2 separate regions of the Homo sapiens genome follow, and region 2 is linked to region 1. Evidence: chromatin loops called from intact Hi-C (ENCODE). Cell type or tissue: B cell. All regions are shown on one strand. Each heading gives the region's core, and the rest is flanking DNA. Links, peaks and the distances in the headings are about the cores only. Region 1 overlaps CAST (calpastatin). Region 2 overlaps LINC01340 (long intergenic non-protein coding RNA 1340).

The links. Hi-C counts contacts between places; a loop is a spot of excess contacts. Peaks named below come from ENCODE experiments on the same cell type or tissue, not always from the same donor. Only the 100,000 strongest peaks of a DNase experiment are listed, where the experiment ranks them.
Region 2: it touches region 1 in a loop (12-fold over the local background); 2 of 110 quality-filtered maps call a loop at or near these places.

Annotation. Positions count from the first base shown.
Region 1 is chr5:96,745,981-96,762,089 of GRCh38, reverse strand. It overlaps CAST (calpastatin), which reads right to left. Exons shown (of 32, transcript NM_001750.7): 17 at 15,665-15,748; 18 at 14,698-14,745; 19 at 13,477-13,572; 20 at 11,408-11,503; 21 at 7,929-8,030; 22 at 7,349-7,432; 23 at 4,596-4,646; 24 at 4,436-4,507. It also overlaps a transcript of ERAP1 not described here. Among named protein-coding and RNA genes, the nearest start is that of ERAP1, 54 kb to the left of the region's middle. In B cell, for the core only: a CTCF peak has its summit at 9,447 (motif pointing left); a DNase peak (open chromatin) is centred at 9,449; H3K27ac peaks cover 334 bases.
Region 2 is chr5:97,527,096-97,543,204 of GRCh38, reverse strand. The region is part of intron 2 of LINC01340 (long intergenic non-protein coding RNA 1340); the gene reads right to left. Among named protein-coding and RNA genes, the nearest start is that of LINC01340, 30 kb to the right of the region's middle. In B cell, for the core only: CTCF peaks have their summits at 8,594 and 8,889 (motif pointing right); no DNase peak of the experiment used is centred there.

The DNA.
Region 1 (16,109 bases), core at 6,123-14,122:
ACAATTTGCTATTTCTATTTCCTTCTCATATTGATTATTCTAAATACTATGCAATAATATAACTTAGAGTTCCACGGTTTGTTTACACATTTCCTGTTGTACATTTAGGTTATTCAAAGTTTTCAGCTCTTTTAAAATTGCTCTGAATAAGTTCTAGTGAGTGAGTTATGGTGCTGGCTATATTTTGCTAAACTGCCCTCTCAAATGTTGCTAGGAATTCATACTGCGAAAAGCAATGAATAAGCATGCCTGTTTTCCCATGGCCTTGCTTGCCAGAATTTGACTTTTATTATGATAATCAGTGTAAAATGATATACTACTATTGCTTGTATATTGTGGTATACGGTGTCAGGTTTCAGGGTTTTTTTTCAACGTTAAATATTCTAGAAACTTTCTGAAATAATTTCTGTTTAAAAATATTGAATATTTGCTTCATTTCAAATACTCCCTTTTGACAAAAAAACTTAGGTATAACTGTTGATGAAAAACCAGAAAAAAGTCCAGAACTCTTTGGTGACTCCAACTATGGATAGCTTATTTTGAAAAAGGAGAATTGCAAATTTTACCAAAAGATGGAGAAAAGCACATTAAAAAGATACCAACATTCAGAAATTCATTTCAGCATGTTATTATTGGAAATTATTTAAACTAATTTAGATAACTATAAGATACTTATTGTCCATTTATACCCTGTAAAGCCGTTTTAGAATGTAATATTTTAGGTAATCCAAAATGTACTAAATTAAATTCATTTTTAGTTATGAGAAATCTTTGCTTATATGACAAATGAAAAGAATAACAAGTTGTCAAATGAAAAGAATGACATTGAAACATTTGTATTGTCTCTTCTTAAACTATCTTATTGACTTATTATTTAAGCCTTTTAATACTAAGTATGAAACAACCTATGGTCTGGAAATTTGTATCGCAAAGCTATATGTGCATATGTTATTTAATTCATCTAATGCTACACAAAAGCATAAAATAATGATTTTTCACTCTCTTTAAAAATACTAAATCATTTATGTCCATTTCTCAATTTTTTCATTGATCTATGCTTTGAGTTTGCTTTCTCAACATTATTGTATTTTCCACTTATTATTACTGTATAACATATGCTAGTGTTTAGTTGGATTAATCTTACCTAAAAGTACTGAAAAATGCTTTTTAGTACTTTTTCATATTTTATACATTTATTTTCCGAATGTATCATTGAATAATTTTATTGAGTTATAAAAGTATCTTATTGCTATTTAATAAAAAATTAACACATAAAATGACTTGAATTGTCATCATTCTTTTTAAGATATTTAGTTAAACTGACTTAATGTATGGCCTTCAATTTTTTTGTGTCCTTATTTTTCTGATCATTTCTCCTTTTATAGTTTACATTAAGTCTGATCTCATATTAATTACATTTTCTCATCTGTTGTTACTAATAAACATGGCATAATGTTACTTACAAATGTATTATCTACAAGTAGTGCTATCCACAAATATATTCAAATGTTCCCTTTTAATGTTTGTCATTTTTTTCATGTGTTGTTAATGATTCTTCCATGTGATAATAAGCAGAAATGACAATAAACTTTTCATAGTTTCTGCTTTTAAGGAAAATGCCTCCAGCATGATATTGAATATTTGATTCTGAAAACTAAAGACTCTTTAACAGATTAGGGGATTGCCTACTTTTTAAAAAGTTTTTATTTATAATATGAGTATATGTAAAATTTTAAATAGATCTTTTACATGGACATGATTATTTGTTTCTATTTGATATACCACTACAATATATTGACAGTTTTCCTGCTACTGAATCAATACTTATAATGGCAAATAATTTAACTGTTTGTTATATTCTATGTATGCTGTATGTAATTTTTACATCTACACATTTAAGTAACTTTAGCTGATACCGTTATATTTGTCAGATTTTAAGATTAGCACCATAATTACTCATAGAAGCAACTATGTGACCCCATCTTTTTCATGACATATTTATGCCACATAAGAACTGAGTGTTCAACAGTTAGAGTCATCTTTAAACCTTCAGTAGAAGGACAGTTTGAAAATCATTGCAATATTTTCTTCAGTCTTTTTTTAGGTTTTGTGAATTACGCAGTTTAATATTTTTGTTTAATCTTAGAAAATTGTTGTACATAGTGTTTCCTAATAATTTATTTGTGCTCTGTACTGATTATTGTATTTTCTCACATTTATGTTAAATTTTATTAGTAAGATTATTTTCTCTATTTATCAGTTTTGTAAAATGTTAAAAATTCATAAAAGCCAACTGACTATTGGCTTTAAACTACCAATAATTTAGTTGATCTCTATATTATTATATTACTCTGTTAAAATTTAATTGTATTTTTTGTAAGGTTTTTTTTCCTCTTTTATATTTGCTAGTATTTTATAAAGTATTTGTTATTTCAAAAGAAACAACTATTGGCCAGTTAACTTTCATGCCGCTATTTTCATTTCCTGGTATGCTTATTGCTACTTTGTTTTTGGTGGCTACCTTATTAAAACTTTTAGAAATTTCAGTTTAAAATTCAATAAGCATTTAGTTTATCAGGTTTCTCTTTTTCTCTTTCTCTACTATTGATAAAGGTGTTTATGACAATGTATCACAGGAATACTGCTTTGACTGCTTCTCAAAGACTTTTTCTTGTAATATCTTTGATGTTTTAAAATAGTCTATTATCAATGTGATCTCAGTATTATTAGGGGAATAGTTTTAAGTGTTTCTTTTTATATAGCATTTCTGTTCTATTATATCAAAGAGCATGGTACGTACAGGAGCTACTCTTTTACAGATGAACACTAATTATGAGCCATATGTGATACTTCTCCCCCAAATTTCTTGAAACTTTCCACTAAATAACTATTTTGATTATTTGGTTCTCATGATGATTAGTTATTTCTACTTTATTAACTATATTGTTGGCACTAATGTTTCCTTTGCTAATTTTCTAAGAGTAAGATTTTTTTTAAAGGTTGTTTCATCTCACCATTTCACTGCTACATATCTTTGAAGGGGGCATATAAATCCATTGTTACTTTTTCCAAATCTTTGAATTTCTAAAAGAAAAAACAACCCTAACAATTGTAATAATAATAATGATAGGAGGAGGAAGGGAATTGAGATCTTGTTCCCCACTATTTGTTCATCTGTTCTGCCTCAGTGTAATGCTATGACTCCACATTCCTGGCGTACTCCTCACATTGTATTCTTCCCCATGTCTTATGGTTTCTAAATCAAGGCTGGAGTGCTTTGCTGTGATGTGGTCTGTATGGAAGACGATGAGAGGAAGGTCACGGGATGAGGTGACTGAGCAGCACGGTGCTTTTACAGGGGTACAGAGAATAACATGCTCTGGTTAGTAAGCTCTTCTTTGAGGGGCTTTATTGCTTCATTCAGCAAAAGTAACAACTTCAGGCAATTCCAAAGAATCATTATTTCTTCTAGTTGTCATTCTGTCTATTCTCCAACTGATATAAATATATTTTCCATGCCACTGTCATAGAAACTGTTAATCCCTTTCCAACTGACTGCTAATAATACATTCAGTGGTTTAAAAACTGAGTTCCCAGTAAACAGATAAACCAGACCCCACAAGAAAAGGTTCTGCAGTTATTAAGTTTGGGAACTCTAACAGACTCACTATATATTTGCATATAAAAAGCCATGAAAATCCTACAGTAGAGAAACCTGCTTAACATTACCCAATATTGTCCAAACTTTTCGAGTAACAGAGTTCCCTTTGAGGGACTCTATATTCCACATGGAGCTAAGTTCCCTTAGGAGGCAATTTGGGAAATGATAAATTGTAGAAATATCAATAGGTAAAGTTGTCTGAGGAGTAATTTTGGATAAGCTTACATTTAAATTCTCTTTTCATAGGGGTACTGGTACTTGATATTAGTTACACTAATAAAAGCATCCACTATGTTGGGACAGTATTTCATGGTGCAACACATTTTTAATGGCTACAGTGGGTTGAGGGCCATTAATTTTATGATTGTTCCTGAGTTCCCAAGTCAGATTCTAAGTCACCAGTTTCCATTTATTTCTGCCACTCTAAAACTAAAGAAATAGGCCAGGCGCGGTGGCTCATGCCTGTAATCCAAGCACTTTCAGAGGCCGAGGTGGGCGGATCATGAGGTTAGGAGACTGACACCAGCCTGGCCAGCATGGTGAAAGCCCGTCTCTACTAAAAATACAAAAATTAGCTGGGTGTGGTGGTGCACCCCTGTAGTCCCAGCTACTCAGGAGGCTGGGGCAGGAGAATCGCTTGAATCTGGAAGGTGGAGGTTGCGGTGACTGAAGATGGCACCACTGTACTCCCGCCTGGATGACAGAGCAAGACTCCATCTCAAAGGAAAAAAAAAAAAAAAACTAAAGAAATAAAACCAAGAGTTTTGGACTTACAAGAGATGAAGCATTTTGTGGACCAGAGAAGTCCTCAGACAAAGCATCCAGAAGGAAGTCTTCACTCATGGGCTGCAAGAACCAGGAAATGTATCAACAAACACCATTGCAATCAGGGCCAAAAGGAAAAGATATCCTCAGAGAAAACTGGTTTGCTTACTGGAAGCTGTTCCTTAGACTCTTTTGGCAGGAGTGGCTTTCCATCTTTATCCTATCCGGGGGGGAAAACACATGGCATGAAATCATTTTACATTTTATCCAAAGTATGAAACCTTGTAAACATTACAAAGGGTCTACAGGTTATACTTGCTGTTGTACATTTTAAATTAGATCCATCATGTCACGAAGGATTCTCTCACCAGAGAATATGCTCTAATTAGTTCATGGCAACAAACAGCTCACAAGCACCAGGCATTCCTGAGTCACGGGGGCTGCACACTGGATGAGGTATGGCTTGTGACCTCAGAAGCCTAGAGACTATCACAGCAGGAAAACGTGAAAGTCAGCATAGTGTGGTATGTGGTGCTGTGACTGGGGTTTGCAGGACAGTGTGGGATAAGCCCTTTACCTACATGGGGGTGGGCTTTGTAGAGGTTGTCTGGAAAATGCTGGTTAACCTTGTAAGCCACACATCTAACTCATATGCAAGGACTACATGCCAAGCCCTGACCTAAGTAAGCATTGGCAATACAACAGAAAATCGCACAAAGGCCTTGCCCTCAGGGAGTTTAACCTGTCAGTGAAACGCTCTGCAACTTATGGTTCAGATTAGGTCAAGCTGTTTATGACTCCAAGTGCCACATTTGAGTAACACGACAAAATGAAGAAAGCATGCGGGGCTCTTTAGTAAAAGGAGATCTATATACTAATAGTAAATCCCATTTATCCACCTACACAAAAATAAGTAAATACAAAGATATACATATATATGAATATTTCACCTGAGAAACTGGTTAAGGTTGGTTTTTGTTTCATTGAAAATGTGAAGTGCAATGGTTTAGAGGTACAAGTTGAGTATCCCTAATCTGAAAATCTGAAAACAATTTAAATGCTCCAAAATTTGAAACTTTTTGAGTGCTGACCTGACAACTCAAAGGAAATGCTCACGGGGGCATTTTGGATTTTCAGACTAGGGCTGCTCAACAGATACGAGGCAAATATTCCAAAATCCAGAAAAGTCTGAAATCTGAAACAGTTCTGGTCCCCAGGCATGTCAGATGAGGGATATTCAACTTGGATCACCTGTTTCCCTCATGACTGACTTTTGCCTTCTGACCATTCTTCAGGTACAGGGGAAAGCTGAACCTGGGCTTGTTCTCCACCATCTCTTAGCTGTAAAGGCAGAAAATTTCCTAAGTGATGCCTGGGACTCTGGGAGCACTTTTGCTCCCTACTCAAACTGAAATCGATTTTCCATCACTGCGTCATTCTGCGTCTGGAAGGGGAGGTTGTGGCCTGCCCTCGGGGAGCCAAATCTCACTGAGGAGACCTGATGGGAACATAGCTGGTGAATACCAACATAGGATTTAAATGAGATGAAGCTAGTGCCTGAAAATGTTATTAATAGGTAACTAATAACGTGTGAGGTAAGTCAGAGGAGGATGAAATGACTACAGAATAAAGTGATCAGGGACTGTGAATCAACTGCTTCCTTAAACACTACTACTAAATTCAGTAAAGGGAGAGAGCAAATCACCAACCAATCACCTATCATGAAGAGAGTTTACCTGCACTTGACCAGCCTCTACTGAATGGGCACTCAGTGGAGACAGAACATGTGGCCCTTAGCATGCTCTCTAGGAACTTTGCAAAGCAATGTACAAATGAGCCCAAATTAATAGAAACGCTATGGCTGCAACTGAATTGTAAAACTCAGGAAGCAAATATAAAGGTTTCCAGAATAATAAACTTTCAATCACGGATAGTTCAGTCTAGTTCCCGTGTCTGCTAAATAAATGGGCTAGTGCACATGGATGAGTGAGAAGCATGAATTTGATTTTCTAGAATTGTTAATGAAGTTTAGTTGAATACTCTTTCAAATCCTGGCCTGCTACAAAGATGACTGACATTGTTCAACTGTCCACGAATCCGCCTCATTTAAGTGACTGCACTTAAACCACAGGACTCATAATGGGGTCTTCCCCCTTGTTGTGTACAATCTGTACTTTCAAAATAGAAGAAATGGGGCAACTTAACACTATACTCAATGTTAAATAGGTTCTCTTATTTTTCCAACTTATATCTGAAAGTTGCAAATTTTTCTTATATAAAGTAATTGTTCCTTATTTTATTTTTTTTCATTTTTTACTTCTTTTTGAGTTAGGGTCTCGCTCTGTCACCCTGGCTGGAGTGCAGTGGTACGATCATGGCTCACTGCAGCCTCTACCTCCTGGGCTCAAGTGATCCTCCCACTTCAGCCTCGCAAGTACCTGGGACTACAGGCACATGCCACCATGCCTAATTTTTTTGATTTTTTTGTAGAGACAGGGTCTCATTATGTTGCCCAGGCTAGTCTTGAACTCCTGGGCTCAAGAGATGCTCCTGCCTTGGCCTTCTAAACTTCTGGGATTATAGGCATGAGCCACCATGCCCGGCCTATTCCTCATTTTAGTTCTCCTATCTACACAAGGTTTTTTAATATTTCTGGTATTGTAACAAGCTGTGGGTTAGAAAGGAAAACATTAGGTAGCTTAGACATTAGATTTCTTTCACTTGAGGATCAAGTCTACTTAGGAATATTTTAGCTTTGTATCTGGTGTTCTAACACTATTAGTAGTAGACTAATACTATTTGGTGTTTGAAATATGAAGAAACAAGATCTTTATATTCCAGTTCTGTTCCCAAGTACCTTTGTTCTGTGTATGAATTCAGTATGAATTAAAATAAAATAGAAAAAGACTCCAGCCTGTTTACCTTGACCTCTTCTAATCTATAATCAGGAGGAATTGTTTCTTCTTTTTCACCAAGCTTTTCACGGTCTTCTTCTTTGGCCTTCTCCTGAGAAAAATTATACCATTTTCATTGTTAGCATGTTTTTTTCTCTCCATAAAATTCATGCCTGAGTGACTAGATTTGAGGTAAACAAATCTATCATTAGGTTAGGAAGTACATATGACCGTATGCTTAGTGCTCCTACAGCAACTTCATCTGGCAGACTCAGGCACCAGCAGAAAGCCTGCTGGGATGCAAGACAGCTGTGAGGAGCAGCAGGCAGCTGCCCCTTCCTTCCCAAGTCCCAGCAATGTCAATGCAGGTGGGCAAAGATGAGACTCAGAGGCCTCCGGTCTGTGCATGTCGACCATCCACTGTGGGGGTTCAACACTGCAGCTTATTCAGGTTTAGCTTATTAAACAGGATATGCACAATAATAGAAAAAGCCAGCTGGTCATGTTTTACAGGAAATATAAAAAACAAAACAAATGACTAACTTATTTGCAGGGGGAGAAGGTGATCAATGATATTTATTTTCCAGAAGCATCTCAGTTGCCATTACCTTGACTTTATCCATCACAGGTTTTCCATCTTCTGGATCTGCTTCCTTTTTCCCCAGGCTATCAGCCAAGGCTTCTACAGCATCATCTGGCACTGTGCCCTTCTGAAAGTGCATTAGTGGATATATTAAGTAGGTGGTTAATCACTCCCTTTAAAACATATGCTATCAATTCAGAAAGGCATATCATTATTTCAGATAAAAGGCACACGCTATCTTTTAATAACTCGAGTTATCAACTGAATTAGAATCTATGTTTAAAAAACAAAACGTTTAACATTCGAGCAAATTTCTTATATTAAACATTGTGTGCAAATTATATGTTGATAATGTGAAACTTACGAGACCTGACCCAGAGTTGGTTTAGAAATAAGAAAGACAATGGACTGAGGTGTATCACAGATAAGTTGCATACCAGGAAAAAAGAAAGACGTGGTCTTTATGGAGATCATTCCATAGACGGCACAGGAAAGATTTTCAGAGAGCCCACAAGAGGCCATTCCTCTCCATTTCCTGTGGGACAGCCTGGCTTGTCTCAGAAGAGGAGGCTCGGAAGCCTGTTTTCTCCACAGGGCTTCTACTGACCAAAGGAGTTTCAGGGCTGGTTCTGATGACTCTGCCTGTGACCAACTAACCTGAATGGCACAGTGAGAACTGTCTACCTGTGGTCCGATTGTTCAAAATGAAATGTACTCCCCCAAATGTAATGAACTCTGGCCATGCTGGTATTTAAAATCACACTGGTGAACACAGAGGACGAATGGTGTCAAGGGAAAATAAAGGGAATCGTCTGTACATTAGTAGGTCATAAGAATCAACTTAATGGTTCATGGCCAGGACTTTTCTTTTTTAATGAAGAGAACAGGACCAGGCACAGTGGCTCACACCTGTAATCCATCACAGCATTTTGGGAGGCCAAGGCAGGAAGATTGTTTGAGCTCAGGAGTTTGAGACCAGCCGGGGCAACACAGTGAGATCCCATCTTTACAAAAAGTTTTTAAAAATTAGCCAGGCATGATGGTGCATGCCTGTAGTCCCATCTCCTCAAGAGGCTGAGGTGGGAGGATTGCTTGACCTCAGGAGGTTGAGGTTGCAGTGAGCCGAGATCATGCCATTGCAGTCCAACCTGGATGACAGAACGAGACTCTGCCTCAAAAAAAAAAAAATGTAAGAGTGTGTGTGTGTGTGTGTGTGTGTGTGTGTATAAAATGCATCATACATAGAAGGGATAAATACTATTCTTTAAACTGTTGCTTCCAGTGTATGGGGATGGGGTTGCAATATCAATGAATTTCCCACTGTTGGTCTTGGTCAAACAAAAATGTAAAAGGCCTTGGGTCAAACAATCTCAGAGTTTAATCTTATTATTAAAATCTCTGACCTCACAATGAGCACCTATTAAAATTTTAGAGTAAAACTGTATTTCTGTTTTATATTTTAGCCATGATTTCAAGTAAGAAAAGCTGTTTTTCTGATAAACTGCACTGCAAAAGGAAAGATCACCAAAGAAAAGTGATTTAGCACCACCTAGTGGCTGAATACTGCATGGGTTTTATTCCCAAGAGCTACCAAAAAAAAAAAAAAAAAAAAAAAAAAAAAAAATCCCTGAGGTTATCCCTGAGGTTTCTAACCTGTTTGGGATTATACCTAAATTAAGTATTAAGTATTAAGAGTTGCAACACTCTAATCAAGGATATCAAGAGTTGCACTGGTACCCAAGTCTTATGCAAGCAATGTGAGTTGCTACATGATTTAAGACACCTGCTCACACTACAATTCTGTTTTCTCATACTCTATGCTACAGAATCTTTGGAAACCACTGCTTCCCCAAACCTGTGCCCTTTGCCAACCTCTTGCTTAAGAAATTACTGAAACAGTTAAAGAAAACCTAGGAGAAGAAGCAGACTTAAGAACAAAGGAATCTGGAAACAGGAGTAAGGACTAAAACTTCTATTTCTGTAGTATTTGATATTATCAAATTCACAACTACAACTCAGGTCTCTGGGTTTCCTTAATAAATTTTCTTTTATACACACAAGAACCACCTAGGGAACGCATTCATCTCCTTCCTCTGGTCTGTCTTCCTTTACTCTCTAATCTTCATGCCTTTCTTGAGTCCTCTGACCTTTATTACACTCTACAGCTATTCTTTCTGGCGTTCGAGGGTGTCACAATCCCAGAAATGCCAACTGCCTCAGTGACAGTAACCTGGGCAACCATGGCCAGAGTTGGTGGGGTTAAGGCCCTGGAAAGGAGGACGGGGAAAGGGAAAACAAGAGCTTTTTGTTTTGTTCTGGTTTGTCTGCTTTCTAACAATCCAATGCTCAGCTCTACAGTCAGGGTAAAGTTGAAAAGGAATTGAGCCCTCTAAAGCCCGGGCAGTCACACTTGGCAGATGAGGCAGGTGGTGCAGGTGCAGGTTTTGGTTACAAGAGTTCTACTGGGGAATGCTGGCTATTGTTGTTTTGACTCCAATCACAGCCTCTTTGCCTGCTTTCTTCACCAGAGTCCTCCTAGAGTCCCTCCTCCTCTCCGGTTCTTTACCACTGTGGCCTAGCACACATGCTGTAAAAAGTACCTGAAGAGTACCCTGAAACCCCAAAAAACTGGGGAGGGCTCATATCCACACTAGTCTTGAAGACAGCTGAGAGCAGGGGCCATATCTTTCATCTCAACTGAGGCTCTGAAATATCAAGTGGATCAAGGTCAACTCAAAGCCTCATTTCCCTTATCTATTACAGGAAGATGATCAGGACAGACTTCATAGTGTCCTTGTGAAAATTTAATGAGAAGACATTGCAAAACATCTAGAGCAATGGCACAGCAGATGATGAAAGGTAGGTGTTCAGAGGGAAGATGTGCTAATTCTGTAGTAATGAAATACAATTGAAATATAATTCCATCAGATGTTATTCCCTGAGTCAAATTCAATCATTAACTAATGGAAAAAAAACACTAAAATCAAAAGGAAACAAAGATTCACCTTCTTAAATATCATACTTCATGTGAAAATTAGAAAGTGAGAGAGAAGCACGAAAAGAAGAAGGAAAGAGAAAGAAATTGAGTCAGTTTCACCTCCTGCAGTGGGAAGAGTGGGGAGGAATCATAATGATTTTACTGCATGTTATTCTACCAGGAAAGTCAGTAAAAAAGTAACTTTGGGCTTTCGGTGGAAATCCATATAGGCTTAAAAGATGCAGAGAAGTGAAAAGGCAGGATTATCCACAATAGCTGAGGAACTAGAATTTCAGAAGAGTAGAGAAAAATACAGTTGGGAGTAATTTAATTAAAAATTTAAATCTTAGTCTGAATTTCTACGACACCCCTGAAGCCCAAAGAAACAACAGATACTATAATGATATCAGATTTTATTTTTAATTTGTCAGGATAAGATAAAATGATGGTAATACACAGCAGAGAGTGACAGGAGGAGGCAGAAAACTTTCTCAAGCCACTGCTCAAATGCCCAGGGAGTCACTCACCAAGGTAGCCGGCTCAGGGGGTGCTGACTGTATACTACACATGGAGGTCCGACACACAGCCTCCGACACAGGAGCTGGAGCAGCGGCCTTAGATTCCTGAGGAAAGACACAAGTACTCTCAATAAGTTTAGAAATATTTGGTTAATAAGACTGAGTAATGGTAGACCAACAAGACACTCCGCTACATTATATGGTGTGAACATGATTCTCTTGAATACCTAAGGATTGCTAAATAGTAAATAAGTCAAAGCATGCTAAAACTCTTCAGCTGCCATTTTTTTCAACTTGGTTTTACTTCTCACCTTAGGCAGGTTACTGAAACTCGTGAAACTGAGTTTCCACATGTGTAAAATGAGAACAATGACAGTATCCACATCTGAAGGGTTGGTAAGAGGCCTATATAAGACAATGCAGGCAAAGTGCTATGCATAGTACCTGGGAACACAGTTAGCTCAATACATTTGAGCAATTATTGCTATTATTTCTATTATTTATTTGTCATTATGTATAACAAATATGCCTATTATGTAATATAGCATTATGTAAAATATTGTATTTATATAAACCTAAGAGCACTTTATATACAGCTATGTAGGAATGGAAGGTAGTAGTAATAAGCCACAAGTTTTGGAAGTGTAATCCCTGAACTAACAGCCTCAGCACCATAAGGGAACCTAGAAATGCGGATTCTTAGACCCCTGCCCCATGTACTAAGAAACTTTGGGGGTAGAGTCTAGCAGCCTGTGTTTAAAAAAAAACTCTCCAGATGATCCTGATGCATGCTAAAGTTTGAGAACCACTGTCCCATCTTATTTTATCACAAGAATAAAGTTTCAAGGCTGGGTGTGGTGGCTCATGCCTGTGATCCCAGCACTTTGGGAGGCCAAGGAGGGTGGATCACTGGAGTCCAGGAGTTTGAATCAGCCTGGGCAACATGGCCAAACCCCAGCTCTGCAGAAAATACAAAAATTAGCCAGGCATGGTGGCATGCACCTGTAGTCTCAGCTACTCAGGAGGCTGAGGCGAGAGAATTGCTTGGGCCTGGAAGATTGAGGCTGGAGTGAGCCAAGACTGTGCCACTACACTCCCAGCTGGGAGAGAGAGTGAGACCCTATCTCAAGAAAAAACAAAACAAAACAAACAAACAAAAAGAACAGAAGCAAACCTTTAAACAAATTGTTTTAAATCTAGACTTTTATGGAAGCCTATCCTATATGCAAGGTGCTCAGCAGATGGTCATTAATAGGATATGATCTCTTCGTTCAAGGAACTTACTACCCATTTAAACTTGGCATAAATGTTAGAGTTAAAGAGGGACTAAAACAGCTAAACTCTTCTTTGTAACAAAGGCTTTAATAGTGATATATAAAAAAAGAACTACAGATCCTCTGCCATGTTGTGTTCTGCTTAATAAAGGTTGGATGGATATAGCTTAGGGAGGGAAAAGCAGCAGATAAAGCCATATTTCAGCAGAGCCTTGAAAAGATGAGTAAGACTTTAGTTGATCTAGCATTAGAAAGAAAGGTCAATCAAGACAGAGGAACCAAGTGAGAAAAGCCAGGGATGCACACATACTTATTGTTCTGTTTACTGACACAGGGACACAGTTTGGTAGGAAAGAAAACTGGGTCAAGAATATGGTAATAGGAACTTTTTTTTGTAGGGATGGGAAACTCCTGGGGATAGAAGCAGAGGAATGACATAACTACAGACATGCTTGAGAAAGAATGAGTCCGGCGGACATGAAGGAGACTGCAGAAAGGCCACTGCAACCCAGAGGGGAGGGGTGGTGACAGTTCCAATCAGGTCAGTTACAGAAGCTGGGATAAGAAGGAAGGCATGGGTTCCAGAGCTTTCCGAAGGAGTCATTGCAGGACTTCAATTGCAAGAATATCAGGGTTAGGTTGGGGCAGAAAGCACATCCAAAAAGGAAGACAAAAATGACATGGAAAAAACGATGGCATATTGGGCTTTCTAACAGACTGCTTGATGCTAAAACAGTCTGTCTCACAATTTTTTTTTAAGATCACAAACCTCAAAACTAGAGATTTATATGTTTAGAAACATACTTCTGTCTTTTCAGTTGGCTTAGATGGTTTCTCTTTACATTCAGACCGGTCAAAATCTTCTGAAAGTTCATCAATGAGTTCTGATTCACTCCGAGGCTGTAATATAAGAAGTGCTGTATATTACAAGGGGACTCTTTTTTATTTTGTAAAAAAAAAGTTTTCATGGAGCAATTTTTTTCCTGATTAACACATATGAGGCCATACTTAACACCCAAAGCTAATTTATAAAGGGCATATTTTTTCATTTATCAACGTTAAGATAAAATTTTCATGAAACAATTAAGAAATACTAAACACCTCAGGACCAAAGTATTAATGGTTTATTTGGTCAAACATTCCCTTGATGTTTCAGTTTCAGAAGAATTTTGTTCAAATAAAATTGCCTGTTCTCTACAATGAAGATCTGTATAATTTTTTTAAATGTGATTATTATTTTCCTATTTCCTCATGACTTCTCTTCTGAATAAGTCAAAACACGGATGATATACTCCGTTTCTATGATTATGCAGGATTTTGGCAGCAAAGTTCTGCTACCCCTTGTTCTTTCAGGAGAGTGGTATTAGTTTAGGGCATGTGGAGATTGTCACTAACAACAGTAACATGATAGAAGGGCATGTGATTCAGACGCTGGGACTCAGACCAGACAGCCTGAGTTCTAAGTCCTGGGCTTGGCTTGCTATTTTATAGCCCCTTGACCTTGGGCTATTTACATAGGCCCTCTGTGTCTCAATTTCCTCACTGTAAAATGGGAATAATAACAGTACCGTCCTCATTCATTGAGGACTCACAAAGATAATATCCAAAAAGCATTTGGTGCAGTGCCAGGTGCATAGCAAGCGATTAATAAATGTTGCTGATTGTATGTGACAGGTTACTACCAACTTAAGGCAAAATAGAATCATTAGAGAATTTGATCAGGATGGAACTCTAAGTGCTAGCTTAATCTGACTTAAGGGCCCTCTTGACATCAGTTTCTAGTGTGCAATAAATTTTACCTAGAAATTTATAGTCTAGTAATGATTTATGAGGAAGATCATCTTTAAAATATATGGAAAGGAGCTACAGGTATCAGCCAAGTGTTACCATCAGAAGTTCCCCTTTCCTCTGTACTAGGTTAGCATGCAAGTCTGCACAGTGAATTCCAGACTGTCAAAATTATCTTAATTCATACTTTACATGTCTATTGTTCTTTAAGTATCAGAAAAAAATGTATTTCCTAACCTTGGGTTTTTCTTCAGGCTCTGGCAATAGTGGTTTTCCATCTTTATCCTGTAAATGAAATTAAAATTCATTGGAAATGAAATAGAAAATTTTGCTTTCATGTCCCATCAAGTTTGTTTCTGGGAATTCCAGGATATGAAATGTCAGCTAATTTTTTTCTTAGATTTACATGAGTTTGTGTTTCAGATTTACTTTTTATAAAGTATAAAAAAAGGAGTTGAGCTATAAAAATCGAGATGTTACCAAGCAGAATGCACATTTACTTTAAGTTATTAAAAATGTTTTTAATCTGTTGGGTAGAGTAATAGGAAAAAAAAGTTCTTTGGCAATAAAGATGTAGCTATGTTAATCGAAGCTTTTAAAAAACCCCAATTCTCCAACCTAGAGTGAAGAGGTGGATATCATTCCTATAACACTGTTTAGTTTTTTTGGATATGAGGTTTCATAACTTAGAATTGTAACTATATTCCAACATGTGTTTATATGCATGATTTCAAAAGTAAATGACAAATGTAATGACAGGAGTTAGTCTACCATCCTCACCATAATCAAAAACAACAGCAACAAAACCACCTTCACTTAGGATACTGGTAAACCCTCGTGCATTCATATCTACCCCTCAGAAGACCTATGGTGCTTTTATCCATATAGCAGTTAGAAAAGAAATTATCCCCAAATTGTTCCTTCTGAGTTTTGGGATCTATTGTAAGAACTGTTAATAAACGAAACATTTAAATCTGTGGGAATTTAAATGAACACATGGTCACTACTTAGGAAGCCAGGCAGGGACAAACCATCCCTCAAGGGGTCTAACTGTAGGGAGCAGAGAAAAAAAGGTTCAGGGTTTTCAGAGTTAATATCTGAATGGGGGACAGACATGTCCTTTGACAATGTCAAGGGTACAGATACAACAAAACAAGATGCAAAGGCAAGATGCTGTTGTCATGCACTGTGGCTAAAAATTTACCGTGGCTGGTTTTAATCTGTACTCAGATGGGATTGTTTCATCATCCTCACCACACTTCTCTAGTTTTTCTTCTTTAGCTTTTGCCTGATGAAAATGGAGGGGAAAAAAAAAGTAGTTGGATAATGCACATAATGAGATGATATCACTTCCTCTGTGTACTTCTCGAGTGTTATAGAGAAGACCAAATCTGGTAAAAGCATCTGGAAGAGCCTTGTAAACTACAAAGCACAAGACGATGGTGGGCAGCTGTGAGAAAGGGAGCAGTGGGTGACTGAGCAAAAGTAGCCCAGCCAGGGATCCTGGGCAACTGCCCTGTTCTGCTCCCAGCTGCTGTGACCTTGGGAAGCCACTTAGCCTTTATTTGGTCCAGTTTCTTCAGCTGTAAAATGTGGCTACTAATAACCCTTATCTAGCTCACTGACTTGTGAAGATCACCAGAGAAAAG
Region 2 (16,109 bases), core at 4,789-12,788, 780 kb before region 1:
AAATGATCCCTCCTTCCTTTTTATTTCAAAATTTCTCCCTCTGTATGCATTTTGCAATTAATCTACATCATTTTTTTTTCTTTTTTTTTAAATCCTAGAAAAGAGAAACATATCCATCATTTATGCCAGAAAGCCAAAGCAGTTATTATCGGACCAGTCTCAACTCTGAACTGAACCACTTACCAAGTCACCAAACCTTACTTCTTCATCTGTAACTTTCAAATACTGTAATAACACCTATGGGGACAGTTTTACGAACGTGCTACCTGTGCAATCAGACATGACCCCACTCTTAGAAGAGCTCCATGCTTGGTTTAATGTCTGCTGTTATGGTCTTGAAATTCTTAATCATATTTGAACAAGGAATCTTGCATTTTCATTTTGCACTAGATCTCACAAATGATGTAGCCAGTCCTGCATACCTGCTCTACCTACCCTTCAAAGCCTAAAAAAAACTGCTTTGTAAACAAAAAAAAAGTGCTCTAAAAGTATAGGTGAAGCCAAAGTTCATTTTCACTATATGAGCATGGCATACTAAGGAAGTACATACAAATCAGACCAGCTAGGAAGAAAAACCATGGGGCAGGAGTCAGACTTGGCATCTAGCCTTGGTCCTTTCACTGTTGGGTTGGCTTGGGCAAAGCATTTCATCTCTTCATACCCCAGTTACTTCACCTGAATAATTACAATTTTCAGTTCTCTTCCCCGATGCACATTAGTACCATGTAGGGAGTTTTTTTAAATGTCAGTTCTTGGTCCTTCTGAGAGGTGACAGCGTCCCGACAGCCCTCACAGCCCTCGCTCGCTCTCGGCGCCTCCTCGGCCTTGGCGCCCACTCTGGCCGCCCTTGAGGAGCCCTTCAGCTCCCTGCTGAACTGTGGGAGCCCCTTCCTGGGATGACCAAGGCTGGGGCCAGCTCCCTCAGCCTGCGGGGAGGGGTGGAGGGAGAGGCATGGGTGGGAACCGGGGCTGCACATGGCGCTTGTGGGCCAGCAGGAGTTCCGGGTGGATGTGGGCTTGGTGGCCCCACACTCGGAGCAGCCGGCTGGCCCCGCCGCCCTGGGCACTGAGGGGCTTAGCACCCAGGCCAGCAGCTGTGGAGGGTGTGCCAGGTCCCCCGGCAGTGCCGGCCCACCGGCACTGCGCTGGATTTCTCCCCAGGCCTTAGCTGCCTCACCGCGGGGGCAGGGCTTGGGACCTGCAGCCCGCCATGCCTGAGCCCCACACTCCCCACCCCGTGGGCTCCTGTGCGGCCGGAGCCTCCCCAACAAGCACCACCCTGTGCTCCATGGCGCCCAGTCCCATCGACCACCCAAGGGCTGAGGAGTGCAGGCGCAAGGCGCGGAACTGGCAGGCAGCTCCACCTGCGGCCCTGGTGCAGGATCCACTGGGTGAAGCCAGCTGGGCTCCTGAGTCTGGTGGGGACGTGGAGAACCTTTATCTCTAGCTAGGGGATTGTAAATACACCAGTCAGCACTCTGTATCTAGCTCAAGGTTTGTAAACACACCAATCAGCATCCTGTGTCTAGCTCAGGGTTTGTGAATGCACCAATCGACACTCTGTATCTAGCTACTGTGGTGGGGACTTGGAGAACCTTTGTGTCCACACTCTGTATCTAGCTAATCTAGTGGGGATGTGGAGAACCTTTGTGTCTAGCTCAGGGATTGTAAGCACCAATCAGCGCCCTGTCAAAACAGACCACCGGGCTCTCTGTAAAATGGACCAATCAGCAGGATGTAGGTGGGGCCAGATAAGAGAATAAGTGCAGGCTGCTGGAGCCAGCAGTGGCAACCCGCTGGGGTCCTCTTCCACAGTGTGGAAGCTTTGTTCTTTTGCTCTTCGCAATCAATCTTGCTGCTGCTCACTCTTTGGGTCCACACTGCCTTTATGAGCTGCAACACTCACGGCGAAGCTCTGCAGCTTCACTCATGAAGCCAACGAGACCACGAACCCACCGGGAGGAATGAACAACTCCAGACGCGCTGCCTTAAGAGCTGTAACACTCACCGCGAAGGTCCGCAGCTTCACTCCTGAGCCAGCGAGACCACGACCCCACCAGAAGGAAGAAACTCCGAACACATTGGAACATCAGAAGAAACAAACTCCAGACACGCTGCCTTTAAGAACTGTAGCACTCACCACGAGGGTCCGTGGCTTCATTCTTGAAGTCAGTGAGACCAAGAACCGACCAATTCCGGACACACTTCCCCCAAAAATTATTATTTAATTGTTCTGGGGTAGAGCCTGAATGGAGCTTGAGTTTGGGTATTTTTTAAAGTTTCTAGGTAGGTAAGAATATGTAGCAATTAGAATTTGAGTGTAGATTGGTATGATCGCTTTGGAAAATAAGTAGCCGTGCACACCAAACTGAACATACACATATATCATGGTCCAATGATTCTATTCCTGAGTATACGCCCCACAAAATATTTACATATATTCACCAAAATATTTATAAAGTAATATTGATGGCAGCCCTGTTTGCAGTAGTCCCAAACTGCAGTCAACACATGTCCATTAACAGTAGAATAGGTAAATAAATGGTGGCATATTCATAAATTAGGTAGTGGACAACAATGAGAATGTTTTCCAGGAATGAACTATTGATATTTGCAGAATTTCACAAACATTGTTTTGGGCAGAAAAGGAAAAAGGCCTGACACAGAAGAACATAATACTCTATTATTCCATGTATATAAATTTCAAAAATAAGCAAAAATAATTTATAGTATTTAGTCAGGACAACAGTTACTTCTGTGGGGAAGATAATGACGAGGAAAAATATGGGGGCTTCTGTGGCTAGAAATGTTCTATTTCTCAATCTGATGGTAGTTACAGGGGCATATTTACCTCGTGAAAATTATTAAGTTGGTGCAAAAGAAATTGTGGTTTTTAATAATTGATATGGTTTGGCTGTGTCCCCACCCAAATCTCATCCTGAATTGTAGCTCCCATAATTCCCATGTGTTGTGGGAGGCACCCACAAGGTAACCGAATCACGGAGCCAGGTCTTTCCTGTGCTATTCTCATGATAGTGAATAAATCTCATGAGATCTGATGGTTTTATAAAGAGGAGCTCCCCTGTATATGCTCTCTCTTGCCTGCCGGCATGCAAGATGTGACTTCGCTCCTCCTTTGCCTTCTACCATGGCTGTGAGGCCTCTCCAGCCATGTGGAACTGTGAGTCCATTAAACCTCTTTCCTTTATAAATTACCCAGTCTTGGGTATATTGTTATTAGCAGTGTGAGAACAGACTAATACAATGATTGAGCCGTACACTCATGGTGTGTACCTGTTGTATTTCAATAACCAGTTAATACCCACATTTCTTACACAATTTTAATATGCAACCAGGGTTGAGAATCAGACTAGATATCTGTAATGTCCCTTATAGGATGGAACATCTGTGTTTGACTTTTCTCAGACCTTAGTCCCTGTTAAGGTTGAGTAAGGACACTAATGCCCTTCATGGTCTTTGTGCTTTATCAATACCTCCTCTTTTTCTTCTCTTTTCACAAGTTCACCTTCAACATGAAAGGGTTCCTTTATTTTCTTGTACTACATGTTGTTTAATTGGGGGGTCAAAAAGTCACTGATTGAATTATACACAAACTATTTGATCATGGAAACAAACATATCTTTTATATCCAAGTGTTTATTTTTTCATTCATCTATTACATGTTTTACAGATAATCAATGAAGAGAGGAAAGGAGGTCTTAGGGCAATAACCAGGTGCCACTAGATGTGCTGGCTTGTGCGAGCACACAGTCATGAGACAGCAGAGTGAGGACGCTCCAGCACTTCATACGTGCTGGGGACTGCTTGTCTCTCTGCACCGTAAGCAGTCAAATGCTCTACCACTGAACTCTAACCCCAGTCTCTGCACCTTGTGGCCACAGGTAACATGCAGTCTATTTACTCTCTGATAGAAAAGAGCATGTTGAAGAACTCTCTTCTCAAAACCAGCAAAAACACCTAACAGAATGTAGGGCTGAGTGTATCAACAAAGACAATGCTCTGTGGCTTTGAACACTCAGTCTAAATGTGCAAATCAGGAAATGGCTGCATCACACCCTGTCAGCCCTCCATGCCTTAGACAATAGAGTCTAAGTGATGCCTGTGAATAAGGTCGTGAACACAAAGCCTCCAACAGTGCAGATGGCGCTCAAGACTGAAGAGTAACCAACTGAACTGCTTGTACTCCTTCAAGAGACCCAATTCTACAGCCTCATTGAGATTCACAGACTGAGGAGCAGTTTGGAGCAATTCATGACCACAGTGAAAGTTTTATGTGTTTTCTGTAAGGTATTTTTTGTTATATAGATTCATAGGCATGGAAATAAGAAAGAAGGCTTGTGGGTGATTAAATTTTTACACTTTACTCTGTGTAGTAGCAGAGACTATATCTACACTTCAAGGAAAAGGAAATAATTGCCTCAAAGTCAGTTGTGTTTAGAGACCACTCCTTCCAGGGGAAAGGAAAACCATTTTTCTATATCCAAGTTGCTAAGATTGAACTGAGAGTGTAAGGAGTGTGATAAGAATCTTTAGAAACACCACTCTTTAAATCAACCAGGCTGAAATCCCAAAACATAATAAGATTTCTTGGAGAAGCTGTGTGAAAAGTTTGTAAATTTTGCATACCTTTCCAATAAAATGAGGTTCCTTATCTCCTGAGTTTCAATTTTTATAATAAAAATGCACACAGATTAAAGGTAAGCTCTTTCTCTCTCTCCCTCTCTCTGTCTGAAAACATGTATATTAAAACGCAAATATAAGAAGTCTCAAAAAAAATTACTACAAAATGATTTTTTAAAATTCTCAATGTGGCTCAATTTTTAAAATTAAAATTAGGACCTTAATAATTGACTAAACATTATATAGAAATTATTAATTTGCAGTGGAGATCAGTATTAGGGAACATCCATTCCGCTGATTGAAATTATTTTTTATATTCAAATTTAATGAGTATCAGTGAACCATGTTGCTATTTTTTGTGGTTATTTACTGAACACCTACTGTTTATAAAAGACTGCCCTTGGACAATGAGAGTTAGAAAGAAATACAGGCAAGGCTCTTGCCTTCAAAGCACTTAGAAGCTCTAATGGGTAAGATAGCAAAGGAGTAACATGATACATGTAATGAATACTATAACAGGTCAGATTCAGAGGGACTCTAAGCTTAGGCAGTTAGGGACAGATTTCTCAACTGGACTTAAAGGGTGGACAACTCAAGTAATTGAAGCATCTTCCAGAGAGAGGGAACAGCATGAATAATGCCATAAAATAATGCACTCCAAAATGTGGTGCATAAGCAATCTGCAGCACAATCACCTTAAGAAAATGAAATCGCAGCCGGTTCAATGGCTCATGCCTATTATTCCCAACAATTTGCGAGGCCAAAGCAGGAGTACTGCTTGAGAACAGGAGTTCAAGAGCAGCCTGAACAACATAGGGAAACCCTGTCTCAACAAAAAATAAAAATAAAAATAAAAAATTAGCCAGGCATGGTGGCATGTGACTGTAGTCCCAGCTACTGAGGAGGCTGAGGTGGGAGGATCACTTGAACCTGAGAGGTCAAAGCAGCTGTGAGCCCTGATCACCCCAATGCACTCTATCCTGGGCAACAGAGTGAGACCCTATCTCAAAAAATATAAATAAATAAATAAATAAATAAAGAGAGAGAGAGAAACAAAATGAAAATAAAATCTCTGTTACCTACACTCCCACTTGAAGGTTCACATTCAGCAAGTCTGTTCTAGACCCCCCCAAAAAATCCGTATTTTTTATATAATAATGTATTATATATGTAATATAAAATATATATATATATTAACAGCACATCAAGCATTCACTGGCATAAAAACTAGAAAGCAAATATTATATTCAAATTAGACTAAAAAGTAAGGGAGGCCTGAGAAGGAGTTCTGAAAAGGGTGATTGGAAATAGAGTGTGTACTTCCTTGAGTATCAAAATAATGACTGTGGACTTTTTCTATAAGCAATAGAAACCCAAAGAAGTCTTTTGTGCAGAAGAGTAACAAGCTTAAAGTCATGTTTTTTGACTCAGCAATGATGTGAAGAACAGAGTAGAGTGGGCAGAGCGAGAGAGGCACAGGAAAGTAAAATGGCTCCTCCAATTGTTCAAACAGGAGGGGATAAGTTCAGATGTGGATGGAAGGTGAGGGAAGAAAGAAAAGTAAATCCCTGTTGGGAAAATGAAACCAGATTGTGATGTTCATAATCGGAAATAGAAAATTCTCAGTCTACTCCATTACCATGTTCAGAGAAAGACATAGGCAAGGCCACTGTCTGACCACAAAATGCTAAATTTACCTTTCTCTGATTCATATCATCTTTCTCTGAGTGTTTCCTGGAGTTTTTGTTTGTTTGTTTGTTTTATCAATAACTCCAGCATTTTTTAATTCTCTCACCTTTTAGATAAAAATTATTGACCTTCAATCACTGAATGTCCCTGATTCAAAAAATAGCCTTCACTTCCCTAAGCCTTCCTCAAAATCATCCATACAAACTCAAACCCAGTTAGAAGACCATCCCAAATTACCTCACTGAAACACTTGTGAGATTTTCCTAAAGTATGTTCTTTGCCACAGCAAGTTAAATAATTCTAGTTTTATTGACAACAGGTGTGTTCCTTCTGCTCTTTGGTTAGTTGGGTTCAATACGAAAAGAATGTCAACAAGGACAAATTACTAATACTGAGTAGTTGGTTGACTTAAGACAGATTAGAAATGACTTTAAAGTTTGAAGCCCAAGTGAATATAAAGTAACACTAATAGAAAAGAGATATCAGAAGTATGAGCCCATTTGCAACTTGAAGGGACATTTGAAATTGAATTTGAAAATTGAATGCAAAATTTGAAGGTACAACATGACATTCAAGAGAAAATGTCACGTGGGTAACATGTGTACAGGCCCCCAGGAATGGAGGAGATATCAAAGAGAGGTGGAGGTAAAGACTCATGCACAAAGGTGATTACTGGAATCTTGAAAATAAGGAGACCCTAGAGGAAAAAGAATGTAGAATTTAAAAGGTGGCCAAGTGGGCAGTAGGACATAGGGATCTGGAAGTTGTTCCTCTAATGAGCCTCAGATGTTGCCAACTACCTTCAACCTGTACAACACCCTGCTTTTCACCCATCCCGCTATGGCATTCAAAGATCCCTATTAAAGAATCCTCAGTGGTTTCTGACCAAATGACTTCTTTGCACGGCATCATGAGATAGATCAACAAGTCATCATCAAGATTAAAAGCCCCTATGTGCTTTGAGAGAGATCTAGCTTGCCTATTCTGCTGTGTTCTCAGGGCCAAATATAGTATGTTACATAGACACTCAAGAAATATGTGCTCAACTAGTGAAGAAGAGGAACAATAAAGCCCAGAGATGTTGGTCCACAAAATGCTGGGCAGTTAATCTCCTTATCATTTTTCTAGCTCTGCGAGCAATAGATAGAGTTCCTAGTGACGGGAAGAGAAAAAAAGATTATTTCAAAAATTTTACAATTGAGTATGATAGAAACCTAAAACAAACCAGGTACACTGAATATGAGGGAGCATCACCTTTCAAAGTATGCACCTCAGATAAACAGACCTAGATTTGACCCAGTTCTACTACTTAATACCTCACTTCATTTCTTTGAGCCTTCATTTCCTCAACAGTGAGTTGGAAAAGTAATGCCTACTTCATAGGATTGCCAAGAGTGTTAAAAGCTCTTGACACATGGTGTATGATTAATAAACAGTGGGAAAAACACAGCAACAACAAAACTATGAGATACCACCTCAAACTTATTAGGTGTATTAAAATAAAAACAGAAAATAAGTGTTAAAGAAATCAAAACTCCTGTGCACTGTTGATGCCAATGTAAGATGGTGTAGCTGCTGTGGAAAACAGTACGGCAGTCCTCCCAAAAATAAACATAGAATTATCTGTGGTTAGGACTTCTCACGAAGACAGAGAGTAGATTGGTGGTTACTAGAAAACCAGAAAGGTGGGAAAGGCAGAGGGTCAGATAAAGAGAGATTGATTAATGGGAACCAATATACAGTTAGAAGATACAGTTAGAAGAAATAAGACCTAGTATTTGAGACATGAGTAGGGTGACTCGTTAACATTAATTAACATTAATCTATTGTACCTTTCAAAACAGCTGGAAGAGAATAACTCAAATGTTCCCACCACAGACATAAATATTTAAGGTGATTATTATCTCGATTACCCTGATTTGATCTTTATACATTATATTAATGTATCAAATTATGACATGTACCATGAAAATATGTATATTCATTGTGTATCAGTAAAAAAAGTTTTTAAAAAATAGAATTACCAGATGATCCAGCAATTCCACTTCTGGGTCTATAGTAAAAAGAATTGAAAGCAGAGTGTCCAGAGCTATTTGTACATCCATGTTTACAGCAATATTATTCACAATAACCAAAATGTGAGAGCAACGTGAGTCCATCAACAGATGAATAGATTAGCAAAATATGGTATTCTGCATACAATGGAATACCATTCAGCCTTTAAAAGAAAGTAAATTATGACACATGCTACAGTATGGATGAATGTTGAAGACATTAAGCTAAGTGAAATAAGCTGGTCACAAAAGGATAAACACCATGTGATCCACTTACATGCAGTTCCTAGCATAGTCAGTTTCATAAAGACAGAAAGTAAAATGGAAGTTGCCAGGGCCTGGGGGAGATGGACAGTTACTACTGGATTATAGTTTTACTTTAGCAAAATGAAATGAGTTATGGAGATTGATTGCACAACAATGTGACTGTACACTTCTGAGCTGTACACTTAAAAATGGTTAACCACAATTTAAACAAACATAGCAATAGCAGCAATAACACATGATGAGAAAAAAGAATCAGTTGTGTCCACCAGAGGTCACCCTCACTCAGGGCCCAATAACAAGTCTTTTCAGAGCAGTGCCCTAAAGCTATGGTTCTGTTCAGTGCTGCCCTCAAGGAGGGCAAGATTGAATAAAGAGAGTGACCAAGTAACAAGGGAGGCACTTAAGTTACTTTAGAAAAGGCTGTTTTTCTCAGAATTATTCCCCACAGAAAAGGGGCACCTGGTTTAGACATCAAAAACCTTGTTTAGAAAACAGAAAGACCAAGGAGCTGAGATTTTTATGTTAATGCAGTGAGAAAGACGGGTGGGTGTTACAAAAAGAACATGACAAGAAAAGCTAAACTTCTGGAGAAAGAGTGTAAAGCTAGAGAGTTTTATGGAAGAGAAATGAATGGAAGAGAACACATGGAACAATGTTCCATGGAAGAGAAATGGAAACACATGGAAGAGAAATGAATGAGCTGAAAAGCGAGCCACATTTCTACATGAGGGCAAGAGTGGGTCATTACTGGGCCAGGGGGCAAGTTCTACACGACAGGGAGTGGCATCTGGGTTCTGTAGGCTGGCCTGAGCCATCAGGCTCCATCGTTCCCAGTTGTTATGGGAACTGTGTAGCTGCCTACTAGTTTCTCAGACCTATTTTAATACACAGAGGCAAAAGATCAGCACATTTTGGTGATTAGGAGGTCAGTGTCAGGCTTGGAGAGAATATTTTCAAAATGTTTGTGGAATTTGAAGTTATATTAACTACAAGAGATCAAAAAGTGAGAGTGAAATGAATAATGGAGGGAACAGATAGTGATCTTTTTTTTAAGAAAGCTGTTCTGAAAAAGAGAGAAATAAGATATTAGTCTTAGAGGTCAGCAGGAACAAGCATGAGAGATAGCAATGTTTTCTTTTCTTCTGTAGCAGGCCAATTAAGGTCCCTAATCCCCAAGACAGTCACACCCTGGGCCTCAGAATATGTGAATATCTTACCTTGCATAGCAAAAGGGACTTTGCAGATGTGATTAGGCTTCAGGAACTTGAGATGGAGAGATAATCCAGGTGAACCCAGTCTAATCATATGAAATCCTTAAAAGTGGGTAACTTTTTCTGGCTAGGTCACAGGTGCCACACTGCCAGATCTGAAGATGAAGGAGGGGGCCATGAACCATGGAAGGTAGGTGGTCACTAGATGTTGGAAAAGCAAGAAAACAGATTCTACCCCAGAGCCTCCAGAAGGAACCAACCCTGCCACCACCGTAACTCCAGCCCATGGAAACCAGTGTCAGACATCTGACCAATACTGTACAATAATGAATTTGTGGTGTGTTACATTTATGGTAATTTGTTACAGATGCAATAGCAAATGAAGACACTTGCTTACAAGAAAGCTTTTTAAATAACAAAAGTACAATGTAGAAGAGTACAAAATTATGTATTACAGTATTAACTAAAGCATTAAATGGGAGGTTACTAAACACACATCCCATATGTCAAAGTGCTACAGATATACCAGTTAGTCTAGCCATGAGAAGACTAAACAACTATTATCAGTATGTTTCTTTAAATGGGAATTTATGAGTCTTTTTTTTTTTTTGAGACAGCCTCGCTCTTGTCACCCAGGCTGGAATGCAATGCTCACTGCAACCTCTGCCTCCTGGGTTCAAGCGATTCTCCTGCTCAACCTCCTGAGTAGCTAGGATTACAGGCACCTGTCACCATGCCCGGCTAATTTTTGTATTTTTAGTAGAGATGGAGTTTAGCCATGATTGCTAGGCTGGTCTCAAACTACTGACCTCAGGCGATCTGCCCACCTCAGCCTCCCAAAGTGCTGGGATTACAGGCATGAGCCACCGCACCTAGCCATGAGTATTAAATAAAACTAACATAACAAAGAAGAGAAAAAGAAGCATACTTGAGGAAAAATTATTGCTTCTAAATCAGAAGCATCTATCATTTATTCAACACATATCTATTGAATACTTCCTCTGTGATCTGCTCTATAGTAGGCTGTGGTGATAGGACAAAGAAAACAAGATGGACAAACTCCTTTTTCTCCAAGAGCTCACATTCTAACGTTAGACTAAAACAATAAAGCAATAAGCATATAAAAATATGTCACATGACAAGTGCCTGATAGAAAAATACAATGGAATTTGGGGATATCAGGTGACTGAAGGAAATGCTAATATCAAGGATGGCAAGGGAAAGACTTTCTAAAAAGCTGGCCTAAGAGATGCTACCTGAATATAGTAGAGGAGTAAGTATATGCATATCTGGGGACACATGTTCCAGGCAGAGGAGATAGTAAGTGAAAAGGCCCTGGGGTGTGTGCACATTTGGCAAGCTGAAGGCTGAATGAGCAGTGCCCTGTGTGTAGCCAAATGAGAAGAGGAAAAGTGCTAGGAAATTAGCTCAGAAAGGAACAAATATATGTATGGGGAGACAGATAACATAGAACCTTATATGCCAATTTTAAGACTTTTGCTTTTACTTTAAGACATGAAGCCACAGGAAATAGAGTTCTGAACAGAGCTGTGATATAATTCAAGTTAAACATTACAAGAACTACTCTGAGTGCTATGTTGAAACTAATCAGGGGAGGAAGTGGCAAACATACAACAATTTCAGTTTGAACTGGAAATGATGGAGACTTGGATTACAATAGCAACCCCGAAAGAGGTGATTGGGAGCAAAATTAGATGTAGTCTACAGAAGAGATATGGAGTCAAGAGTGACTCCAAGATTTGGGGCGTGAACAACTGGAAAATTGACTTGCCACCATGGGGAGATCACACAAGATGACATGGCTGTCTACCATTTGCCTCTAGAGAAACCTTCCAAATCACCTCGCCCCACTCCAGACACATTAACCACATTCTCCTACTGCCCCATCTCTTGGCTCTGCCTCTGTGGTTGCTCCAGCCTGCTCCTGCCTCCAGCCTTTTCCATTAGCTGTGCTCCACAACTTCAAAGGTGCAGTCAAGAACTCTTGGAATTGCCTTCATTTTGCTTGAGGATTGGAAGAGAAGGAGAAATAACAGTTTTCTCTTTGCAAATTCCTCTCTAAGTATTCCATCTTAGTAAATCAAAAATGAATCTCTGGGTGTTGTTAATGGTGATGAATGGGTCTCTGAAACACTCAGATCCTGAAGGGTGTATAGGCTGTGTCTAGTTCCTCCATTAAAATCGTGAGGATACGTATCCATATCATTCTCAGCTTTGAAGCTGTAGCCAAAATATAGATGCAACAGAAAAAGTCTCTTTTATATTCATCATGCTAAATATATATGATATCATGCAGTCAACAAAATAACAATTATAAATAATAAAAATGTGAATTATCTCCTTGTATACAAGTGAGAAATTAAAAATTAGGCCATTTACAAAAGAAATATTAATATACAAATATGTAATAACTATAATAAAATCAAAGATATTAAATCAAACTATATTAAAAATAAAAATTTTAAATATCAATATTAATAAAAATAAACATTAAAGATATCATCTGCCTAGTAAATTGAATATGATTAAGGGAATTACCCATTACTATTATATGCAACAAGGATTAGCAGGAAGTCTGTTAATTGGTATGAATTTATGGATTCTAAAAATGTATTTTTTAAAAAATCAGTAAAAAATGGCAAAATATTTGTATAGACTAATTGCATAATTACATGTAAAAGTAAAATTTGGAAGCAATATGAAAGTCAATATTATATGATAGATTAAATCAATTATAGAATACCACTATGTATTTATTAAAAATAATGCTTGTATATACATTTGAAAGACGGGGCAGATAAATGATAGATATCCACACTATATTGCTAAGTATCAAAAAGCATATCACAAAATAATAAAGATAATGTGATCACATACATGTTATACATAGATTACAGAATTCACATAAATGTATGTGCATTTATATCATCAATAGCATCAGTAGCTTTTATTTTCTTTATTTTCTAAATTTTTCTATGTGTGTAAATTTTGTTGATAAAAAAACAGCAATAAAAGTCATACCTATGTTTTCGGAATGTTGACTTCAGAAAATGTTTATGACATAATGCTGAAAAAGGAGAATACAAAATTACACACAAAAAATGATTGCAGATGAGTAGAAAAGAAAATTTAGAGAAGAATAAAAGCTGTAAGAAAATACATAGAAATATTCACAATGGTGATCTCCAGGTAATTTTTTTCTTTATATTTTATGAATGCCCCATATCAAGCATATATTATCTTCATCCTCAAAAATGTTATTCTAAGACATGTTTTTGCTTGTATTGTTTTATTTGTCTCCCTAGCTGGATTGCTTTGTAAGCTTAAGGCTTGGAAGAGAACTGATTTTTATTGCTCATTCCCCTTCTTCACATCCCACATTGCTTTATTTTGAAGAAGCTCGCAGCTGATTGATTTCCCACTTCATCTTTGTCTTTGCACCAAGCCCACATTCTTACCTTCAATCTACCCCTTGTTGCTATTTTATTTCTGTCTCCTCTATTTCACTCTGGGATGATTGTTCTGAAATACGATTCATTGTTCTGAAATATGACCATTAATCACCCCAGAGAAAAAACTGTGCAGACAGACATAGGAAAATCTGGACTTTTATAATGCAATGTCTAATATCAATGTCCCCAGTGCGATTTCGATGTGAAAAGGATATAATCTAACAAAAGAAATAAAGATGAAGTCTCTGACATCCTGAGGAAAAAAAAAACAGGAGCCATTACTATTAAGTCCTAGCAGGAGGGAGATACAGCTCTGAGTCACCAAACTAGATTATGTCCTCAAGGAAATCTGTAAAATTAAGACTATCAAAGCTGACCCAGCTGGTTAATTAGCACACTGTACAGCAGATTAATTTTATAGTTTGATTTTTATATTCTAACCTACAGTCTAATAAGTTAAGCCAATTACATTACCAAGGACTTGATAAGTTCTCTTTCTCATATGAGCCCACCACCAGTCACTAAATTTGCCTATACTTTATATACTATCAGGGTGATTTTTGTTAGATACCTGATTTCACAGACCTCCGTGCTAAAGCATCAGCAAGCAGTGAAATGCTTCCAGAACAGCTAACACACAAAATGTTACGCGTAGATCCCAACTAGTGCCAGCTGAAGGAAATGATTCATTTATTAAGGCTGTAATTACAGGCTATGAAACAGCTGGTTAGGGGCTCGTTCTCCCAGCTTGAGCTACTTTCTAACATCTGTTAGTATGAGCACAGTAAGGCACTGACTTATTCTTTTAAGTGTCCTCTCCCAGATAGAAAAAAATATTATGTTTCAGAGGGAGGACTTAGGGTGTTCAGTCAGAACAATAAACAAGAGATCAAATGTTGGGGAGCCAGGATGACCAATACAGGAACTTGAAAAGGGATATATGCTGAAGATTGTGTGACATCTTTTTTTAACTAAACAAAAGCCCATGTCATGCATGCCACCCTAGAATAGGCTTTATTGTCTAAGAGTTCCAAGATGATGATGCTGATGTTAATGATAATGCTGCTGCTGATGATGCCCTTTAATTGCTTTAGCTTTCCATGCCCATTTTATTACAGAACCGGGATTAGTATTTTGCTTTATGTAATTCATATTCTCTCTCTCTCTTTTTTCTTTTTTTTACCAGAAGAGAGTGCTTTAATCTCATTGGTGAATTTAGGAAGAACAAACAGCACAACTCACCTCCTCTGCTTTTCTTCTTGGGAGTTGGGTTTTAGCTGGAGGAGAGTAGAAGACCCCTCTCATGTTAGGATAACTTCCACAATTTAGTCTTTGTCATTTAAAGCAATGCTATTTTGGCAGGCATCTGCTACTCTTTTCTATTTCTGAATCTAGTCTGAGCTCAGGGTAGGATCAGGGCAGGATTCAGTGGACCCTCTTGAAGACCCAAGCACACTGTAAGCACTTAATATATTTTAGCAAATGCCATTCCTTCCTGTCAACTGCTACAGGAATTTGTTTTTGCATTTTTTCCCTTAAAGCATTGAACCATTCTCTAGTTCCACTAGTTTTGTCTTGTCTAACTCTCTACTAGATTATAACCCATAGGAAAAAGGCTGAATCTTCTATTTTCTCTCTTGTTTTAAATAACTCCCTGAACATAATACTTAGTACTGCATGAATAAAAGATGGCACGTAAGTATTGTATATGCACCATAAAGTACCATCATTGTGAATTCGATTGGATTAAAAATTAAAACAATTTAATGAAAATTCACCTCATATCAGGATTTTACGTATTAACATTTTCTTTGAAGAATGCTTTGTGATGTAAGTGGCCCTTTCTTACGCGGGTAGGTTTGTTTGTTTGTTTTTGTTTTTGTTTTTTTTTTTGAGATGGAGTCTTGCTCTGTCGCCCAGGCTGGAATGCAGTGGCGCCATCTCGGCTCACTGCAAGCTCCGCCTCCCGGGTTCAGGCCACTCTCCTGCCTCAGCCTCCAGAGTGGCTGGGGCTACAAACACACACCGCCACGCCCGGCTAATTTTTTGTATTTTTAATAGAGACAGGGTTTCACTGTGTTAGCTAGGATGGTCTCCATCTCCTGACTTCGTGATCCACCCGCCTAGGCCTCCCAAAGTGCTGGGATTACAGGCGTGAGCTACTGCACCCGGACATTACCCAGGTAGTTTTAACCTAAAGGTTGATACAGGAGCTCTCCAAGCCAGTTATTTCTGTGGCTATATTTTTCACTGTACCATGTGTCCCAATCCCCAATAATGCAACATACGCGCGCACGCACACACACACACTGGCTTCAAGGCTTCAAAAACTGAAACATGCTAACATTATAAAAAAGATGCAATGATATCTAAAATAATATAAATATGACCTTTTGAACAAGAGTGATTATTGCCTTCACTCCTGAAGGACATAAGAAGGATTTTTCTTATGTTCTACTGAGAAAAACTAAAAATCAGGGGAAAAAAAAAACCCGTGTGTGTGTGTGTGTGTGTGTGTGTGTGTGTGTGTGTTGCATTATAAAATATGCTATAAGACATTAGGTGACATTATGCTTGGAGATGATTTTTATACAAAAGATATATATTATTAATAAGTACTACAAACTTGCAATCTTTATCTTAATAAAGATTTACTTGAAGAGGGTATATTGGTGACAGTGTGGTCAGTGGGAAGAGGACCCAGTCAGGAGTGAGAATACTAGATTTTAAGCCACCTTTTACACCAACGGGTGGCCTGATGTTGGACATTTGCA